Regions from separate parts of the Homo sapiens genome. Here regions 2, 3, 4 and 5 are each linked to region 1. The links are chromatin contacts, found by Hi-C or POLR2A ChIA-PET in ENCODE. All regions are on one chromosome and are shown on one strand. Each heading gives the region's core, a stretch centred on a gene start or an enhancer-like site at or near the end of the contact. The rest is flanking DNA. Distances are from core to core; before and after follow the strand shown.

The links. A loop is a pair of places that touch in the nucleus more often than their neighbours do. ChIA-PET counts read pairs that join two places held with the same protein, here RNA polymerase II (POLR2A). Pooled maps may share reads with other maps.
Region 2: a pooled map shows a loop between it and region 1 (5-fold over the local background). The contact joins the enhancer-like site here to the promoter of GDI2 in region 1. A Hi-C loop is called at or near these places in 2 of 37 single-sample maps with no recorded cell type and 2 of 50 pooled maps. POLR2A ChIA-PET finds 5 or more read pairs at or near these places in 3 of 52 experiments (GM10248, GM12878 and activated CD4-positive, alpha-beta T cell).
Region 3: a loop to region 1 is called in a map with no recorded cell type, with 3 times the contacts of the local background. The contact joins the enhancer-like site here to the promoter of GDI2 in region 1. A Hi-C loop is called at or near these places in 4 of 37 single-sample maps with no recorded cell type and 2 of 50 pooled maps.
Region 4: a pooled map shows a loop between it and region 1 (5-fold over the local background). The contact joins the promoter of SFMBT2 here to the promoter of GDI2 in region 1. A Hi-C loop is called at or near these places in 6 of 50 pooled maps. POLR2A ChIA-PET finds 5 or more read pairs at or near these places in 3 of 52 experiments (SK-N-SH, WTC11 and activated naive CD8-positive, alpha-beta T cell).
Region 5: a map with no recorded cell type shows a loop between it and region 1 (12-fold over the local background). The contact joins the enhancer-like site here to the promoter of GDI2 in region 1. A Hi-C loop is called at or near these places in 4 of 37 single-sample maps with no recorded cell type and 5 of 50 pooled maps.

The regions. Positions count from the first base shown.
Region 1 is chr10:5,812,117-5,814,778 of GRCh38, reverse strand. GDI2 (GDP dissociation inhibitor 2) reads left to right here and starts at 1,345. Exons shown (of 11, transcript NM_001494.4): 1 at 1,345-1,565. The coding sequence starts at 1,521. LOC124902367 (a long non-coding RNA gene) reads left to right here and starts at 1,582. Exons shown (of 2, transcript XR_007062041.1): 1 at 1,582-2,464. RefSeq lists enhancers at 575-674, 738-1,330, 1,331-1,923 and silencers at 875-1,054, 1,115-1,384, 1,525-2,064.
Region 2 is chr10:3,851,158-3,853,819 of GRCh38, reverse strand. No RefSeq gene overlaps it. Among named protein-coding and RNA genes, the nearest start is that of LINC02639, 19 kb to the right of the region's middle. RefSeq lists enhancers at 389-1,588, 2,297-2,653. Within about 2 kb of position 1,324, at least 37 of the 41 ENCODE cell types and tissues checked have a DNase peak (open chromatin) inside an H3K27ac peak, as active enhancers do; they include GM12878, where a contact is called at or near this core.
Region 3 is chr10:3,867,939-3,870,600 of GRCh38, reverse strand. No RefSeq gene overlaps it. Among named protein-coding and RNA genes, the nearest start is that of LINC02639, 35 kb to the right of the region's middle. RefSeq lists an enhancer at 399-898. Within about 2 kb of position 1,321, at least 4 of the 41 ENCODE cell types and tissues checked have a DNase peak (open chromatin) inside an H3K27ac peak, as active enhancers do.
Region 4 is chr10:7,409,674-7,412,335 of GRCh38, reverse strand. SFMBT2 (Scm like with four mbt domains 2) reads left to right here and starts at 1,302. Exons shown (of 21, transcript NM_001387889.1): 1 at 1,302-1,475. RefSeq lists enhancers at 1-132, 133-1,053 and a silencer at 1,289-1,428.
Region 5 is chr10:6,927,104-6,929,765 of GRCh38, reverse strand. The region is part of intron 3 of LOC105376387 (a long non-coding RNA gene); the gene reads left to right. Among named protein-coding and RNA genes, the nearest start is that of LINC00707, 150 kb to the right of the region's middle. RefSeq lists enhancers at 1,631-1,720, 1,452-1,871. Within about 2 kb of position 1,370, at least 13 of the 41 ENCODE cell types and tissues checked have a DNase peak (open chromatin) inside an H3K27ac peak, as active enhancers do.

The sequences.
Region 1 (2,662 bases), core at 96-2,595:
CAGAGCAACAGAAGGACCTTCTTTAGTCATCATTAGCTTAGCCAAAAGAAAAGTCAGTTACACTCACTGTTGCATAATCAGTTGTATGGTCAACTGTGCACTAATTCATTTGGTCACAAATATATACAATCAAATTAAGGTTGAATGTAAATTTAAACTTTACTTTTGCTTTCTTCTCCCCTCCCCCCCAGAAAGATCCATGGTCCAATATAACATATCTTCTTCAAGTATTTATGGGGTAAGAAACATTTTAAAAAGTTGTTACATTCTTTCCTCTATCTTAATGATTTAAATATGAGCAAGTTCGGTCTATCAAGGCAGGCTCTGAATAGCTACTATCGAGAAGTATTTGAGGAGTTCTTGAATGCCAAATCTTCATTGTCTGCTGACTCTGCAGATTTATCACGTGCTGAAAGCACAGGTTTTCCAACTGTCAACGTCTTTACGAAATTCACCTGCTTAGGCTTTCGTGGGGTCGGCCTCTTGGAGCTGAGAACACAGCTTCTGCTTACACCTGTGTCCTCAATGAAGCCAGAGATTCCTAAGAGAATTCTAGAAAAAGAGGAGCGGGGTAGAAGGCAAGCAAGGAACAGTTTCTAAGCTTAGGGCCTAAACCTTTGCATACAAGGATCAGCTACCACGTTTACAGCGGCTTTAAGTTACAGCCCTCGGTAGGTGCAGATCGGCTTCCCAATGAAACCTGGCTTTCACTTTCATCTCTGTTAAGGGTTACCTTTTCAAAAGAAGCCGCTTTTCCTCCTACCAATTTCCTAAAGCGCCCACCGGCAACGCACTAAACAAGGAGGGCACAGAGCGGGAAAAAGGACACGTGTGATTTCCGAACTCTTCCCGGCGGGCTCCGGGCCCCGGCAAGCCCAGCCCCGCGGGAGGAACCAAGGCCGCCACCCCCGAGAGGCAGCCCGGCCCGCGCTCCTCGCCCACGTGGCCGCCGCACGCGCCCGCTCAAAGTCCAAGGGCGGCGATCCGGCTCTGGGACCTTGGACCGAGCGAGCTCCCGCCCCGACGGCGGGAGTCAGAACGGTGGTGGCCAGCAGTCCCCGCCCGCGGCTCCGTGCACCTCCACCCCGGCCCGCGCGCCGCCTCCCGAACCACCGTGGCAGAGGCCGCAAGGGGAACCGGAAGCCAAAATGGCGACGCCCCGCCCTTTTCCTCTCGCGAGAGGCGGGGAAGGAAAAAAAGTTGTGCGAGCGACGGGGACGTAACCAATTAGAGTGCCGGGAGCGCCTGATTGGCGGCCCTCCCGGCGCCTGCAGGCCCCGCCCCGGCTGCGGAGGCTCAGTCACAGCCCTCCCCTCCTCGCTCCCTCCCCTCCTCTCCCCGCCCAGTTCTTCTCTTCCCGTCTGAGGTGGCGGTCGGTCTCGCCTTGTCGCCAGCTCCATTTTCCTCTCTTTCTCTTCCCCTTTCCTTCGCGCCCAAGAGCGCCTCCCAGCCTCGTAGGGTGGTCACGGAGCCCCTGCGCCTTTTCCTTGCTCGGGTCCTGCGTCCGCGCCTGCCCCGCCATGAATGAGGAGTACGACGTGATCGTGCTGGGCACCGGCCTGACGGTGGGCGCCAGGGCTGAGGGGCCGGGGCTGAGCAGCCGGGGCGGGCGCACCCCCGGCTCCTGCACGGCCCGCGGGTCGCAGCTCCTCGGGGGTCTCGTTCTGCCGTCAGCCGTAGTTTTCGGGACGGGAGTCGTGGCTAGGGGCGCGGGCGGGTTCAGGGGCGCCCCGCGTCCCGGGGCGAGCGGGCGGCTCCCAGTGTGAGGGGCAGGCGGGGAAATGGAGATGCGGGCCGTGAGGCTCGGGGCGGGGTGACGGCCGAGCCCGGCCTCTGCGCTTGCCCCCAGCGGAAGCGGAGGGGAGGGGAGAAGGCCGCCCGGGCCAAGGGTCCCGCTCCCCGGTTTGGGCCGGTGACCTCGCCCGGTTGGAAACCAGCACCCGAGGCGGAGGGGACGGTGCAGGCCTCGCGGTTGCATTTCCTATTCCGCCTCGGCCGCTGCCCCGGGTCAGTCTGGCTGCCAAAGCCGAGTACGGGGTTTCCTGACAAGTCTTGGATAATCACTGCTTCGGAACTGCTAGGGCTTGATTAACTTATATTTTTGGCGAAAACGTGGAAATTAGTCTTTTAATCCTTTCTCCCCCCTGCTAATGAGAAGTATTATTGAATCCTTTTAGCCACCCTCCCTTCTCACTTACTGAGCATCTGTAGAATTGGAATTGAGTTTTTTCAAAACTTGTCCGTCAAATGCTTTCGCACCTGACCTTCGCCGCCTTTTCCTTTTGTTTGGTGGGTTCTCTGCCTCCTTTGTCTCTTCTGGACTGTTTTCCCCTAAGAATTGGGTTGGTGATGGATTGCTAAAAGCCAAGTTCTCTGTACTCCGAAGCTTTCTTCAGGGAGTTGGAAGATAATAACATGAAGAATGCATTGTAATATATGAATGCAAGGTGTACCTAATATCATGGTATATTGATTTTCCTGGTTATCTGTTTCTAAGGGAACTTTAGGTAATCTGTAGATAACGCAGGCAGGTTCTGTAGTTTGTACTTTTTCTGTTCTTTTTTTTTTTTTTTTAAATGTTCATCTTGCAAAAGAATTCACTTTGGAGAAAACCATTTTAACTATCAATTTTTGGGGAAATTTGAAATTCTAACTTTGGGCT
Region 2 (2,662 bases), core at 75-2,574, 2.0 Mb after region 1:
TCCTCAGAGCAAACAAGCAGGCTCTAGAGGTAATCACACATAGTCTCTTATTCCCATTAGCAACCCCAAACAAGCAAGTGGCCTTACCCAAATAGTAGAGAAGCCTAGGTTATTTTTAAATCTGCTCAGTTGAGTGTGTTTCAGAATTTGTGATTTCCTAACAACAAAAAGCTTGGTACCACTGTTGAAATGACAGGAGAATTCCGAAGCAGGCGGAGCAAGGAGAGAGAGAGGCAACCTAGGGCAAGGCTCGCATTACAGATGAAGGCAAAGAAGGAAGCCCTATGTAGAGGAGACTCTTTCTGTCTTTGGAAAGTCTGATGAAAATCGGGTCTAGAAAACCAGCTATGACTTTGGAGATGAACAGAGGAATGCATTAGGCGGCTTTTCTCTCAACGTATTTGGCTTCCTGTATATTTAAAAATAAATGTCTTCCAAACTAGCTTCGAGGACTGCATCCACGAAAGCAGCCTGGCTGCAAAGCCCAGGAGGTCGCAGCAAGTCAGGGAGGTGGAGGCCTCTTGGTTTTCCATCATATTTCTCTGGAGGCTTCAGGTGCTCCAGGAGGGCACCGCCTGCTGAGTCGGTTCAAGTCAACACGACACAGCTGGAAACCCCACAGCCTGGGCAGTTGAGCCGCCGCTGTGTGGTGGGAACACTGCACCCCCTCTGAGCTCCCGCCACCCAGCCTTCCCAAGCCACGCTGCCACCCTCCTGCAGACCTGGGTGAAGAGGGGCAAGAGGCTGTCCTACAGAGATGCTGAGGGTGACAGCTGCAGAATCACCAAACCTTGCTTGGCTGAAAACAAACGTGAATTCCACATTTTAATAAAACAGAAATTTTAATCTTCTGGACACCTGATGATACAAGTCAACCTATTTCTTCTGAATCGCATCTGAAACCAGGAGTTATCACATATTTCAAGATAAAACCGGACCGGGCTTTAAATGTATGATATTATTTCATAATAAAATTTACTTTTTAATATACCTAATAACTGAAAACCTAATGCTACAGTCCGCCATGCTTTAAAGAGACTCACGTAATGACCTGAAGGAAAATTTCCCTCTGAGATAGTCATTTCTTGGACAACTCCTTTCATCTGTAAAGGAGGAAATGAGTCAGCTTTACTAAGCGTTATCTCATGATTGGTGTTTTGTTATTCAGTAGGCAGAGAACACATTTTGTTACCTATAAAGCCTGTTATTACCAAGGGTACAGGTCACTACTGAAACCTCCTCTTCAAACAACTACAGGTACTGTTGTCAAAGATCTTAACAGACTCTGATTGGAAAAGCGCCTGGCTGGTCACAGGACTGCATGACTCACCGCTCTGTTCAGCATTAGCTAAACACAAAGCTGAAAGAACAGAATCAGCTTCATGATGTCATTTCTTCTCTATGTGTCTTTAACATCGCTGAGATATGTTAGAGGTTGTTGAGTAATACACGAAGCTTTCAAATAAGAAGAATGTGTCTGAGATACTTAGAGTAAGAACACATTTCAGGGTTATGTTTGAATATAAACATAATACATGCTCCAGGAATTCAGGGTTTGTGTTATTTGTTGATACAAAGTGTTCCGCAAGGTTTTAGAGCATATACACTAATCACCTAGGTTGGTTAAAGTTTAACTCAACTGAAATATTTTGGACTTAAAGAACCACTTAAGATATCAAGTTCTCAGAACTGATTGAAAAGAAAGAGCTCTCATCTACAGTTACCTGAAACATACCAAAAATTTCCCTGCAAAGATCATAAATGTTTCAGAATCAAGGAGAAATATGAATACTGTTTCCATATAGGTGGTGGGATACATTAGTACCTTTCTCTCTTCTTTCTATTCTTTACATATATTTAAGGAGCAGCCATTGCTTTTCTAGTTTAAAAAAAAAGTAGAAAAAAAAGTTTTTCGTTTTTCTCAGTTAGCTCTCTATGGTGAAAAACTCAAAAGCCAAAATGATGGACTCAGTAAGTTGACAGCCACCTTAAATCTGTGTTGACACCTTTCTTTGTAATGTCAGCAAAACTGTGTGACTGAAGATGAGATCACTGTTTACCTAGCTCTGCTATTGGTCTGAAACGAGCAAGTGTGAAAGAAATTCCCATATTTATCTGTTGGTGTAACCCTTGCAGCAATCTCTCCTAAGAAGTTGAATCACTCATTTTGGTAAGACCCAGCCAAAGATGAAGAAAGTATATTTAATCCAGCTGATGAGACGACTTACTTGGGCCAGATTTAGTTGGAAAGTTGCATGCTGGGGCAGGGTAGGGAGTGTTTCATTTGGGAAACGTTTGGTATCATGTGAAAAAGTTATGTTTCTTTCAAATTGAGCAAATCACTATTTAACTTCCTTTTTCCAGCCTTGCCTGTTTGCTTCTGGGAGGCCTTAAGAAAATATAGAAGATGTGTCAGACTCAAAAGAGGAAGTTAAGAGTCTGAAATGAGATGCCACATTCCCCTTCCTTACTCCTAAGTAATATAGCTTGTTTGTTAAGAAACTTGCTTCTATACACATTGTCCAACTTGTTCTGTGAAAGTTGTAGCGTTCAAATAATGGGTAATTTGTCACTAAGTTGTACTTTCATGGAAATATCACTTGAGCAATAACTTTCTAATCTTTTTTTTTTGGAGACAGGATCTCACTCTGTCACCCGGACT
Region 3 (2,662 bases), core at 72-2,571, 1.9 Mb after region 1:
GCATGATGTTGATGAATTATATTATCTCTGGGGTCTCCTCCAAGTCTGTAGTTCTTTGAATCTGTTTGACTAGGGTGGACCATGCCAGTATGCATTTTTGTTTTCTTTTTTTTTTGAGATGGAGTCTCACTCTGTCACCCAGGCCGGAGTGCAGTGGTGCAATCTCAGCTCACCGCAAACTCCGTCTCCCAGGTTCAAGTGATTCTCCTGTCTCAGCCTTCCAAGTAGCTGGGATCACAGGTGCCTGCCATTATGCCTGGCTAATTTTTGTATTTTTACTAGAGATGGGGTTTTACCGTGTTGGCCAGGCTGCTTTCAAACTCCTGATCTCAGATGATCCACCTGCCTCAGCTTCCCAAAGTGCTGGGATTACAGGCACGAGCCACCGCATCTGGCTGCTAGTATGCATTTGTTTAAATTATCAAATGGGAATCTGAAATGGGGCAATGGGAATTAAGAAAAATCATCTTTTTTTATTTAGAACTATCTTCAGACATGAACCCTCACAGTTGAACACATTACTTCACAATAAATATAGGCTGCCCTTCCGTGCCCCTCAGCCAAATGCCTTTTTAATTTTTTTTTTTATTTTCAACTCTTGCAACTAAATAAAGCAATCATACCACTAGTGTGACGGTTAATTTTATGTGTCAGCTTGGTTGGGCCATGGTGCCCAGATATGTGGTCAATCTTTATTCTGGATATTTCTGTGAGGATATTTTTGGGTGAGATTTCCCTGATATGGGTGAGCCCCATCCGATCTGCCGAAGGCCTGAAGAGCACAAAAAGCTGACCTCCCTGCAAGCGAGAGAGAATTCAGCAGCAAACAGCCTTCAGACTTCATCTGCAACATCAGCCCTTTCTGGCTCTGCACGAAACTGTCTTCAGACTCAAACTGCAGCTTTTTCCTGAGTCTCCAGACTGCTTACCACCCCCATCAGATTTTGGACTCACCAAGCCTCCACTGTCCCATGAGCAAATTCCTTAAAATATCCACCTATCTATCTCCTATTGGTTTGTTTCTCTGGGAACCCTGACTAATGCAACCACCTTTATCATAAACTCGGAAGAGAATTCTCCATGACCCTCACATGTCTGCACATCTTCTGAGTAGAGGCCGTGAGAGTCTTTGTCCTGGAGTATCTTGTGAAAGATAGTTAAATAGTGAACAGCTTTGGAAGACAGAGACTGTGTGTCCTTCAAAGCAAAGGGCAGGTATGCCTACTGCTTCTTGTGAAAGGCAGCTTCCCATCCTCCAAGTTTAGGTTCACCTCCTGAAATGCAATCCACTGCATGTGCAAATGTCACCTGACCCTCCTTCAGTCACCCTCTGGGGGTGGGGAGTAGGAGAACCAAAATTGCTGATACTCTGCCTACTGCTATTGCTTGAGTCATAAAGTCCTTTTGGTCTTTGACCCAGAGTACTCATATCTTCTGTCAGCATTCACAAAACTAGGACAGGCTAACTTGAAACCTTACAAATAGGGTAAAATATTAGATCCTTCCCAGTTCCTTACAGTCCACATAAAATATGCCAAAGGGTCTATAATCAGAATCTCATCAAATGCATTGTGTGGTGTCTTGAAAATATATCTACAAATCCTTTGACAATCCTTCTTTGAAAAGGTGAGGTTCAATTCTGCTCCTCTGCGTGTCAGCTGGACTTTGTAACTTGCTTCTACAGAAATAGAATGTGGCAGAATGGGAGGCTAAGGTGGAGGGATCCCTTGAAGCCAGAAGTTTGAGACCAGCCTGGGCAACAGAGCAAGACCCTGTCTCTACAAAAAAGTTTAAAATTGACCAGGCGTGGTGTCTCACACCTGTAATCCCAGCACTTTTGGAGGCCAAGGTGGGCCGAATCATTTGAGGTCAGGAGTTCAAGAGCAGCCTGGCCAACACGGTGAAACCCCATCTCTACTAAAAATACAAAAATTAGCCAGGTGTGATGGTGGGTGCCTGTAATCCCAGCTACTCAGGAGGCTGAGGAAAGATAATCATTTGAAACGAGTAGGCGGATGTTGCACTGAGCTGAGTGTGCCTTTGCACTCCAGCCTGGACGACAGATTTAGACTCTGTCTGAAAAAAAAAAAAAAAAAGTTGAAAATTAGCTAGGCTCAGTGGCGTGTGTGCACCTGTAGTCCCAGCTACTCAAGTGGCTGAGGCGAGATGATAGCTTGGGCCCAGGTGTTCAAGACTGCAGTGAATCATGATCGCACCACTGCATTCCAGCCTGGGTGACAGTGAGACTCTGTGTCTACAAACAAATAAACAAACAAAAGCAAAAAACAAGACACATGAGCCATTCTATGGATGTCTTCAAATAAGCAACTATTTACTCTTATTGTCTTTATATGTGACAATATCCAAAGGGCAGCCTATTCACTCTGGAACATCTCACATGAGCAATTATACAGTGAAAGGAGCAAAAAAAGAAAAAAAATTAAAACCCTGAACATGAGCGATGGAATCAGAAGTGTCTATTCTGCCTCTTACTAAGAAGTGACCACACCCAAAGTCACTGAAGCTCTCTGATTTTCAGGTGATTTTGGATGACTAGTGTAGTCATACCTAGCTGTCTGGATAATTTTGATGATGAAATCAGAAACATAATAGCATTTATTATCTACTAAACATTGTGTACCGGAATTTAGAGCCATGATTT
Region 4 (2,662 bases), core at 53-2,552, 1.6 Mb before region 1:
CGCGTGGTCAGCCCCGGTCCCCTCACTCCATGGCTGGCCCCTAGCCCTTCAGAGCGGACACCTCTCCTTAGGGATGCAGGGCGAGGAAGGGCGGGTGGAGCTGCGAACCCACGGGGACCTGGAGGACCTCTTGGCCCCCTGGAGAGGGGTACTATGAGAGGGATTCATGGGACACAGATTTGGGGGACTGGGTAATTTTACCCCCTTTGGCAACCATAAAAACCCTGAGCAAACGTGTCCATTCGCTATTTCGCAGAAATATACAATGCAGGCCCACACAGGCATCTCTGCGAGGCCCCCTAGTTAAGGGCGCAGCGTTCTTCGGAAGCTCTTGGTCTTGCTACCAGGGCGTCACCGGCTTTTCCGCACTGGGGACATTTCGTTTGGGCTCTGCGCAGCCGTTGCACCTAAGGCCCTGGGAGCTCCGCGTTCCTCCCCAGGCGCCCGGGACAAAGTGCCCGAGGGCTCCGCAGACGTCCAGCCCTGCCCGGGGCTCACGGCCGCCGGGGCTCTCCAACGGACCGTCGAGGGCCACGTTTTGCTGGGGTGTGAGCGACGATTCTTTTCCCGCCCTATGAGGCCCGCCACTAGCTAGGTGCCCCATGAGACGCCGTGGCGAGCACGGCTACCTGGCAGCTCGCCCGGGCAGCCCCAACTTAATTTCCTGCCCCTCGGGGCACCTTTCCCTCGAATAGCTCTCCTCGGCCCCTCCAGCCCTGCCCAAGGGGCCTGGAAATGTTCGCAGCTTCAAGAAAGGCTCTATTTAAGCACAGGATGGGGTGGGGCGGGCGGGGCCAAGATTGCCCTGGGGATTGAATTTATCTCCGCTCCCAGCGATCCCCGGCGGATAAAGCGCAAGTTTGTGCACACGGTCGACTGAGCCATTGGAAACCCAGCTCACGAACCGCAGCCAGGGAAACGGGAGTTTGCCCAGTTGTCCTTGCGGAGGGGTGTGCGGAAACGCCCGCGATGGGAACTTTCTGCAGATCATGTATGGAGGGAGCTCACAAAAAGGAGGAAGGGGAGCGCGGTGGGGAGGAGGCCGCGTGGGCGTGGAAGGTCCCAGGGTCCTGGGGGTGCCCGCCTGCTTAGGCGCAGGGAATGGCGCGGAGCTGGCTGGGGAAGGAGCCGATCACGTCCCGCAGGCTAATTGGCTTAAGAAATTTTGCAAGCGCTGGAAAAGGTCGTTGAAGGAGTTCGCTGCACGCGCACGCACACACATACACACACACACAAAATCTTAAAAAAAAAAAAAAAAAAAAAAAAAAAAGAGCGCCGAGCATGCGCACAGAGAGGATGCCATATTGGAATGAGCTGTAGTGGGAGCCGGAGGACCGGAGCGGGCGCGCGAGGGAGGCGGCGGGCGGGGAGCGAGCGGGCAAGGGCGGGCGAGCGAGCAAGCGAGCGAGGCCGGTGCCCTCCCGGGCGGCGACCGGGGCCTGGGTCCACGCCGAGGGCAGGACGAACTTCACCAGGTAGGACGCCGCGCCGGCTGCTGTCCCCGGCGCCCAGGCTGGCCGGAGAGCAGCCCTTCGGCCCGCAGGTTGAGTGCGCTGGTCAGGGGCTTTTTCCAGCCTAGGAAAAAAAAGGAAAAAAAAAAAAAGGAAGGAAGCCTGAGGGAGCTGGGGTTGGAGGTGGCGGGTGGGGGAAGGCTGGGGAGGGTGCAGGGGAGCGAAAGAGAAGGGCAGGAGAAGAAAGCGACTGCACTTGAGCGAAGCTTCAAACTCCTCTGTGCGCTCCAGGTTGTCATTTTTGCTTCCCGGGTCCCCTTCGCCTGCGTCTCCGGGCTCGGAAAAGCCGAGCCGTGCGGGAGTCCGTCCGGAGTTGCAAAGTGTCCTCCTTCCCCGGGCGCAGCCTGTCCCCTCCCGCCGCCCACCTTCCTCGTTTCTGCACTCATTTTAGCGACGCAGCCGCCGCTGCTACCTACCCCGCGCTCCCGCGTCTCCTCCGCGCTGGGGTCTCCCCTTTCTTTTGGTTTGGGTGGGAGAAAAAGATGGTGAGGACGGGGAATCGGAGACCGGCATGGGGGTAAAAATCGTGCAGACATTCGGAATCGCTCCCTTGGAAACATTTGCCTGAGCAACTGAAATAAAATTGGCAGTAGTAGTTTTGGAGCGTGCTCCAGCGAGGATGGTCTTTTTGTTCATTATTTTCTCTTTAAAGTAATATCCTGTCACTTAGGGGCTTTCCGGTTGTCTCCTCTTATTCGACCCCCTTTCAAAATTGCTGACTTGAGCTGGTTCTGGAGTTTATTTTTTAATATGCGTGCGTGGGTATGTGTATGTGTGTGTATGTTTTGCAGAAATCCGCCAAAATGCAACTGTAGGAACTGCGAGATGTATTTATTGATTTTGACCAGGGGCGGTGGGAAGGGGCTGGAGGGAGCTGGGGGATCCTGGAGGGTGGGAAGTGGCTGATTCTCGGTGGCCGGACACTCATCCAGAGCCTGATCCGTACTCGTGTTTTCTTGGAAGCGCCACAACTGCGGGGAAGGAGTCTTTAGAAACCGTGCCAGTTTCAATATGGCGGGCTAAGGTGGCTTTTAAAAACTGAAAATAAAGGTTTTGAGGTGGGAAAAAACCCAGCTGAAGTTTCCACCCCTTAGTTTCGACTCTCTTTGGCTACCCCAGGAAGCGCTTTAGCGAATTAAGTGGGGAAAAAA
Region 5 (2,662 bases), core at 121-2,620, 1.1 Mb before region 1:
CCACAATTTCTACCTGTTTCTCTTCCAATTGTTTGTTGAGGTTTCTGATGAGAATCGCTGGGTTGGCTTGGCAGAGAGACAGATCCTGAAGCATCTATTTCTGTTTTCTGCTTCTGTTTTGGCTCGAATTCTGGGTCTACCAGTAGTCTAAATGACCTCCACTTCCTCACTTTGACTCTACATACGTCTGACTGGCTGTGTTTGAGCCTGCCATACAAACAGAGGTGTGCAGTTCTCTTTAAACACCACTGTTCCATATATTTTCTTTCATACGATATTGAGTTAGACTCAGCAACCACCCCAATTATTCTGCCAGTTTTTCTTTATTATGCTTGACAACTACTTGGTGAGAGAATGGATTTTTCTTTGTGAAGTCAGCACACAGCCGCCGGTTGATTCTCTGAGAGAACAAGATATTTCACGAGTAACTGGATAAATGGGCCAACCTGACAGGACAGCAGGCCCTTGCCTCCAACAGTGCAAGAGAGCCTCTGTCAAGAGACCATGGCATTCCTCCCGTTTGGGAACTGATGACAGGATGGCTACAGTAAGCTGCAGCCAGATATTCTGCTAAGGAAACGAATAAGCAGAGAGATGAATATTTTGTATGCTTCCCATGTGTTCAGCTCTATCAGGCAGTCTCTCACACTTTATCTAATACATCTTCTCTGCTCTTCTTGACATAAAATTATCTTAAATTTTTACATGCAGAAAACTTATATATAAGGAACTAAAAAAATTAATCTGTTTAAAAGTTATACAGTGCGCAAGTGAGAAGCCAGATTTCAAAGAGAAACCAAACCTCTTGGAAACTTTGAAGGCCGACAGCATGGAGGTGGTTTGAGTGGACCCCAAACGGATGTGAACTGCCTCCTGACACTGGCCCAGTAAATGACTGGTTGTGGTGTACTGAGATAAACACTTTTAATTATTTTAAATATGAAGTAAAATCTAGAAAAAAATGTCCAGCAGAAAAAAAAAAAAAAAAAAACAACAACCAGCTCTTCTGGTTGTCATGGAGATAAGCCATTTAGCACTGCAAAGCCTTCCATGGGGAAGCAACGGCAATGGAGATTTCCAACTCCCAAGAACCGCATTCAAGGAGAGTTTCAACTTCCACTTGTCTTCCGAGGTCTGTTGTCTCTGAAAAAAAAATTTGTTGGGGAGGTAGGTATTTAAACTCATTTCCTGGGATAGAAAATCTAAGTAGCACATGCATATCCACAGAGCTTTGTTTCAGGACCCATAATGGGAACAAGTTTCCATTTCCTGTGAGGTGTGTACATAGTGTGTGTGTGTGTGTGTGTGTGTGTGTGTGTGTGTGTGTTAGAGAGAGAGAGAGCACCAATGAGCTCTCTAGAAACCATCGGAAGTGCCAGCTTGTAGAAGTAAACATAAAGCCCAGGCAAAGGACGAAAGAGAAAAAATTAGTTTGTCTCTAAAAGGAAACAGCCTTTAGATAGGAATGCATGTGAATCAGAAGAAACATGAAACTCTCATTCCTGGCTATACCATCTGCCCCACTTGTGAGGCACCGGCTAATTGTTGAGACACTGCTAGTGAAAATTGTGCAGGTTCACAGACTCTTAGGCAGCTGCTGTTTAGGGAAGTGTGGCGGCCGAGGGCCGACCTGGACTTCCGTTCTGGGAACTGGGGCTTCTCAGGAGAGTGGGTTTAGGGTAGCTGTGGCATGGAGGGTCCACAAGTTTCAGAAAATAGTGCCAGAGTGAAGTTACACTGGAGAAGAAGAGGTGGTCATACTACGGCATTCATTGCAAGGATGGAGACAAGGAGGTGAAGGCAGGCGGAGGCCCAGGTGCCAACTGATAGAGACAGGAGTACAGAGAAGACATGAGGGAGGATGGATAGAAGACAGAGTGGCTGAGGTTCCCTGCTGTGCTGAAGTTTTCAACGCAGTGCCTAAGCCTTAGCCCTTGGGTGGTGGGGAACAAGTCAAGCACACAAGGGGAATTAGAGAAGACCCACGCCTCCTTCTCTAGACGTGGAGGCAGGGAGTCAGGGAGGGCACATGGTTCATGTGGGTGCACACAGGAAATGAGAGAACGGAAACCACAAGTCAAGGGGCTTGCTGTCTTCTTGTCTGTTTGGATAAAAATAGAGCTACTGACTCAGCAGACAGTTTTCAACCTACCTTCAAGGCTCCCTGCTATAATTTTTTATTTCATTTCTTAATTTAAATTAGTTGATCACAGAAAAAGGCAGGTGATTTAAGCAGACCATATACTTCATTTAAGTCAAGGAACCATCATTGACACACCTAGCATTGTTGCATGCATATTCGTTGAAAATTCATCCATGAACTAACCATCATGATTAGGTACTGGTGATGGACAACTAAAATGATGGTAACTAAGTTAATGTACATTCCATATGTTATTCATTTCCAACATTTTTGATAAAGTAAGGAAATGGATAAGAGGGATACATTTTCAAGTCTGATAATGAAATAGATGTGCAAAACTGACAGTGGGACATATGTGGTTTTCAGAAGGAAAATGTTCATGAAAAAAGAGCTTCTCCATGATGGTCAAATGACAGGAAAGAAGCTGCATGCAGATGAGAAGAACTAGCACAAAGGGGAGTGTGAGAAGATGGGATAGCGGAAGCAGAGGTTGCATCAAACACTCGGAAGAGATCTTCT